Regions from separate parts of the Homo sapiens genome. Here region 1 is linked to region 2. A link is an interaction called in ENCODE POLR2A ChIA-PET data of the cell type or tissue named here. Cell type or tissue: Panc1. All regions are shown on one strand. Each heading gives the region's core, and the rest is flanking DNA. Links, peaks and the distances in the headings are about the cores only. Region 1 holds the start of MTRF1L (mitochondrial translation release factor 1 like). Region 2 has its middle 66 kb from the start of RGS17.

Region 1 (2,914 bases), core at 132-2,631, 190 kb before region 2:
GTACAGATATCTTTATTGGAATTCCTTTTCACAGGTATTTTTAACTTAATATGGCATTCAATGCAAAACTCATCTTTTTAAAAAATTCGGTCCAACTTTTATACTTTCATCTTAATTAACAGTACCACTCGTGCTGAAGCCAGAAACCTAAGACTTTTCTTAGAACTAACTCTCTCCCTCATCCTTCTCAGGGCATAAGCCACTAAATCCTAACTTGTTTCTCAAAATGTTTTGTGAGTCAGAACTATGCCTATCACCATTTCTTCTTTGGATTGTTTCAACTGCCTCCTCCCTGGCCTGTCAGCCACCAGCGTTTCTGGAGAATACTCCAATTTATCCTCAGCGCATGCCACCATTAACTTTTCTTTACAAAGACGTGAATTCTCTGCTTAAAAACATTTGCTAACTTTCCATGGTCTATAAAAAATAAATCCAAATTCTTTGTCTTGCAAGGTTCTTAACTATTTTTCTGGCTTCATGTTTCTATGACATCATCTCCCACCTATTCTATACTTAGGCCATACTGAATTTCCCAATTTAGTACCTTTACCCACGTATAGGTCTGAGATTCTGAGTCCTAAGTCTGCTATTAACAAGCACTGCCCTGATACTACTGCAAATGGGTCTCCACACCACACTTTGAGAAACACCGCTGTGGAGCCCATCACAGGGACAGTGCCTTATTTATCCTTGCTGAGCTAATGAGCTCTTGCCCGAGTCCACAACTAATAAGCATGTAAAAGGCGGCAGAGCGCCGTGGCAAAGGAGCACAAGAGAGCCCACAGGAGAGGATGGGATCACAGCACGTAATGATGTCCTGACCTCTGATCCAAAATAAAAACGGCTGCAAGTGAGTAAAGAGTTTCAAACTCGGGTAGTGTGGGCAGTGGAAAAGTCAAACGAAGAGTCAAGAATGTGCTCTGACGCCTCTCCCCCGGGCCCGACCCTTACCGTGCAGCAAGTGCTCAGTCTCCCGCAGCTCCCGCTCCTTCTCGTTCAGCAGTTTGATCACCGCCAGCAACTCGGGCCTCCTGACCTTCAAATGGGCTTCAGACCCCGCCTGGCGCTCGAGGAAGGTCCGCAAGGGCCCGCCCCGGGTGAACAGCTCCTCCAGCGGCGGGCTACCGGAGCTCAGGGGCCGGCGGGCTGGGCCAACGGCCCGGCGGGGCCAGAGCCACCGGGCAGCGCCCCACAGAACCCGGGACCGCATCCTTAGTCCGAGATCGCGGACCCTGACCGGAACCGGAAGTTCCGGACACAGCAGCCCTCGCGACAACACCCAGAATTTGGAGATAAGGGTGAGAGCGCACCAAGCCCCGCCCAGCGCAAGCGTTGCTTTTTAAAGGATTTTCCGGAAGCCTTGGCGGGAACTTCCTGCCAAGCGTGAGAACGCTGCGAACTTCCCGGAGGCCAAAAGTTGAGGGGGCTGAGCGGAGCGTGATTGGGGAGGGGCGGGCCTGGGAGACCTTGGGCGCCTCCTCTGAAAGCCTCTTGGTAGGTATCCGGTTGATGGGTGACGTGTTTGGCCGGAAAGGGAGAGCAGCAGATTGCCCCTCTGTTTTCTGATAGTGAGGATTTCTTTCCCATGCACTGAGTCGGGGCCTCCAGAGCCGCAGTGCAGGGCAGTCGAGGGTCCGCTGCAGGGCGGAGGTCACAGCCGCGCAAGTCGTCAGTCTCCGGTGCAGGGCTGCCGCTGAGTCTTCAAGAGCGAGTTTTATTATGGACAGGCGTGTGTTTATTCCTCCTCCTTTTTTCCTGCTTATGTTTCTCTTGTCCACGGTGGGTGAGGTTCGTGGTAATAAGGACTTGATAAGTGTATTATGAGATAACCACTGAATGAATTTGCACAATAGACGTGCGTGCCCTTCATCTGCCGCGTCATTTACTTGCTTTCAAAGGACTTTATTATTCACCTGCCCATTCATTTTCACTTAGTCCCACTTATCGTCAGCTTTTTAAAGAGGTGGAGTGATTCCGTGTTACAGCAACCTACAGCCCAACAAAGCCTTCAGATATCTGCCTCCAGGAGTCCAACCCTCATCCCTTTCCAAAGAACTGGTAGCGGATAGGTGCCAGCAATACCGACATTTATTGGCACAATGCTTTGCACTTTTCAAAAGACCTGTTCACAGCTCAACGGAGAAATAAATATGAGGGAATAAACACAACCAAGACAGTCCTGGGAATGCAAGGGCTAAACGCTCAATCTGAGAACTGCCACTACCTAACTGGTTTGGGCAGCGTCTACTAAGTGGTATTTCACTGTTGAGAGAGGTGATATATTAGAAGTACGAAACTTCTAATTTATTCATAAAAAATAAAATGGTAAAAAATGGGAACCCTTATCAAGGTTAAAATATCCTTAGGTCATCTAATCGAAACTGTTAAGTATAAACATTCTTAGAAAATAACGTTTGCATTGCCTCTCTCTTTTCATCTCTTAGCACGATAACAAATGCAGAGTGAGTGGAAGAATGAAATGACTCTTCAAACATCAGGAAGCAAAAATAGTTTTTTGCTACTTAAAGGCTCCACCTAATTATCTCAGTTCTTTTCACTTTGTGTATTCAAGCTACACAACTTTATACAATCGTTCTGCTGTTGAAACCCATTTTATTTTAATCCTGATCTGAGGATAGAACAGGACTGATCAGGATGTTTTTATCTCTATTAGAACAATTGTTTCCCAAGTCTGAACTTAACTTTGAATTTATCTTAACCATGGAAATGGTGAGAATCACTTGAACTCAACATGGTATATCTCTCAGTTGAGTTCTCAGAACATAAGTCATTTCAACAATATATTTTATTATTTATAAAAGGTGAAACATTTTAATAATTAAAACCTTATAGAACAATGTAAAGAATCTAGCCAGAATTTTATTTTCCCCCAAGTGCATAAGCAATTTAAGTA
Region 2 (2,914 bases), core at 279-2,778:
GGAGAAAATTTTCGCAACCTACTCATCTGACAAAGGGCTAATATCCAGAATCTACAATGAATTCAAACAAATTTACAAGAAAAAACCAAACAACCCCATCAAAAAGTGGGTGAAGGATATGAACAGACACTTCTCAAAAGAAGACATTTATGCAGCCAAAAAACACATGAAAAAATGCTCATCATCACTGGCCATCAGAGAAATGCAAATCAAAACCACAATGAGATACCATCTCACACCAGTTAGAATGGCAATCATTAAAAAGTCAGGAAACAACAGGTGCTGGAGAGGATGTGGAGAAATAGGAACACTTTTACACTGTTGGTGGGACTGTAAACTAGTTCAACCATTGTGGAAGTCAGTGTGGTGATTCCTCAGGGATCTAGAACTAGAAATACCATTTGACCCAGCCATCCCATTACTGAGTATATACCCAAAGGACTATAAATCATGCCGCTATAAAGACACATGCACACATATGTTTACTGCGGCACTATTCACAATAGCAAAGACTTGGGACCAACCCAAATGTCCAACAACGATAGACTGGATTAAGAAAATGTGGCACATATACACCATGGAATACTATGCAGCCATAAAAAATGATGAGTTCATGTCCTTTGTAGGGACATGGATGAAACTGGAAACCATCATTCTCAGCAAACTATCGCAAGGACAAAAAACCAAACACCACATATTCTCACTCATAGGTGGGAATTGAACAATGAGAACACATGGACACAGGAAGGGGAACATCACACTCTGGGGACTGTTGTGGGGTGGGAGGAGGGGGGAGGGATAGCATTAGGAGATATACCTAATGTTAAATGACGAGTTAATGGGTGCAGCACACCAGCATGGCACATGTATACATATGTAACAAACCTGCACATTGTGCACATGTACCCTAAAACTTAAAGTATAATAATAATAAAAAAAAAAAAGAGAGAGAGAACTGGGATAACCACTATGTTTAACCACCAGCTTGCAAAATTCCTGAAAATTTAACAACAGGTTTCCATAGACTGGTAAGAGCAGGCTCCAGAGCAGCACATGTTTTGTGTTTACTCCTTTGTTTTCGAAATATGGTCCTACAGACTGACACTTCATCAACACCACCTAGAAATCTGTTATAAATGCAGAATCTCAAGTTCCATGCCAGATATACCTAATCAGATTCTTCATTTTAATAATATGTTCAGATAATTTCTACTCAAGTTACAGTTTTAGAAGTCCTGGAAATTTTACTCTAAGTCCATGCCAGGCTCAAGGATGGGACAGTTCTTGATTAACTGAAAAGTGTACTGCTAACACAAGTTTTCAAATTTGGAGGGATATATTTTTAAAGCCTGTAACTGAAAAACTCAATCAGATTTTAAATCTTGAAAGCTAGGGGGAACATGGAATTGGGACACAGGTTAAAGTAGTTGTCTATGTGTATAATCCACATGACTTTAGATATAACCCAATTAAAAATAAATACCTACTTAATTGTCACAGCCATAGGAAATGCCTAATGATATAACAAAGAGTGTGTGTGTTACGGCACTTATGTCTTCCATGATGAAAACATCTAATTTTAAGTTGGATGTCAACAATCAAATTTTTCTTCCTAAAAGTAAGTATTTAAAATTCTATTCATAATGAACAGATCTGCACATGAAGAATGGAAACACTGGAAAAGACAAAAATGCAGAGATGGACTGAAAGTACTACTGAATGTAGCATTCCATAGACAGGCAAAGTAGGAGTTCTGAATTTTGCAGAGGATTTTGGAGAAAGGTGTTCCTCTCTTCTTTCTTTCTTTCTTTTTTTTTTTTTTTTGAAACGGGGTCTCGCTCTTGTCACCCAGGCTAGAGTGCAGTGGCGTGATGCCTCACTGCAACCTCTGCCTCCCCCAGGTTCAAGCAATTCTCCTGCCTCAGCCTCCCGAGAAGCTGGGATTACAGGTGCCTGCCACCACGCCCGGCTAATTTTTTTGTATTTTTAGTAGATACGGGATTTCTCCATGTTGGTCAGGCTGGTCTTGAACTCCCAACCTCAGGGGATCCGCCTGCCTCGGCCTCCCAAGTGCTGGGATTACAGGCGTAAGCCACCACACCCAGCCCGAAAGCTGTTCTTAACAATTTCAATAATCAGATGGATAACTTTAGGTGGATATCAATCTGCATATTCCTCCACCCGCTCAGTGCTTGATTTTCGATGACCTCGGAACAGAGAGACCGTGATGACAGAGATGAAGCTTCTCTATGAGCAGAACAACCGAGGCTTTCCCTTCAAATAGGCTGTTGTGGCTACTGATTATTGCTGAGTACCCAGCCTCCCCAAAATAGAGAGTAAGGCTGGATCCTCAATGTGGCACTGAAGCCTGGGTGATCCAGCCCGAGACGTGGTGGCTGAGAGGTTACACCAAACTGCTTCCATCATGGTGGGTATAGAGCCACCTTCACTGGATAAGGTATGCATTCTGCATATAAATTTACCTTCCCTGACTGTGACATTTTTGCCAGTATGACTGTCCATGAACTCACAAAATGCACCATCTACAGTCATGATATCCTGCTCAGCATTGCTTCTTCTTCTTCGTATTTTTTTTTTTTTTTTTGAGACAGAGTTTCACTCTTGTTGCCCAGGACAGAGTGCAGTGGGGTGATCTTGGCTCACTCCAGCCTCCGTCTCCCAGGTTCAAGCGATTCTCCTGCCTCAGCCTCCTGAGTAGTTGGGATTACAGGTGCCCACCTCCACACCCGGCTAATTTTGTATTTTTAGTAGACACGGGGTTTCACCATGTTGGCCAGGCTGGTCATCAGCTCCTGACCTCACGTGATCCACCTGCCTTGGCCTCCCAGAGTGCTGGGATTACAGGCCTGAGCCACCACGCCTCTGATCAAGGAACTCATTTCATAGCGAAGGA

The links. ChIA-PET counts read pairs that join two places held together with the same protein. Peaks named below come from ENCODE experiments on the same cell type or tissue, not always from the same donor. Only the 100,000 strongest peaks of a DNase experiment are listed, where the experiment ranks them.
Region 1: POLR2A ChIA-PET joins it to region 2 with 15 read pairs; 2 of 35 experiments call an interaction of 5 or more read pairs at or near these places.

Annotation. Positions count from the first base shown.
Region 1 is chr6:153,001,476-153,004,389 of GRCh38, forward strand. It overlaps MTRF1L (mitochondrial translation release factor 1 like), which reads right to left and starts at 1,234. Exons shown (of 7, transcript NM_019041.7): 1 at 952-1,234. The coding sequence starts at 1,210. RefSeq lists silencers at 982-1,041, 1,052-1,161 and enhancers at 1,391-2,391, 1,482-1,591. In Panc1, for the core only: no CTCF peak of the experiment used is centred there; DNase peaks (open chromatin) are centred at 1,326 and 1,786; H3K4me3 peaks cover 2,500 bases; H3K27ac peaks cover 2,240 bases.
Region 2 is chr6:153,195,753-153,198,666 of GRCh38, forward strand. No RefSeq gene overlaps it. Among named protein-coding and RNA genes, the nearest start is that of RGS17, 66 kb to the left of the region's middle. In Panc1, for the core only: no CTCF peak of the experiment used is centred there; no DNase peak of the experiment used is centred there.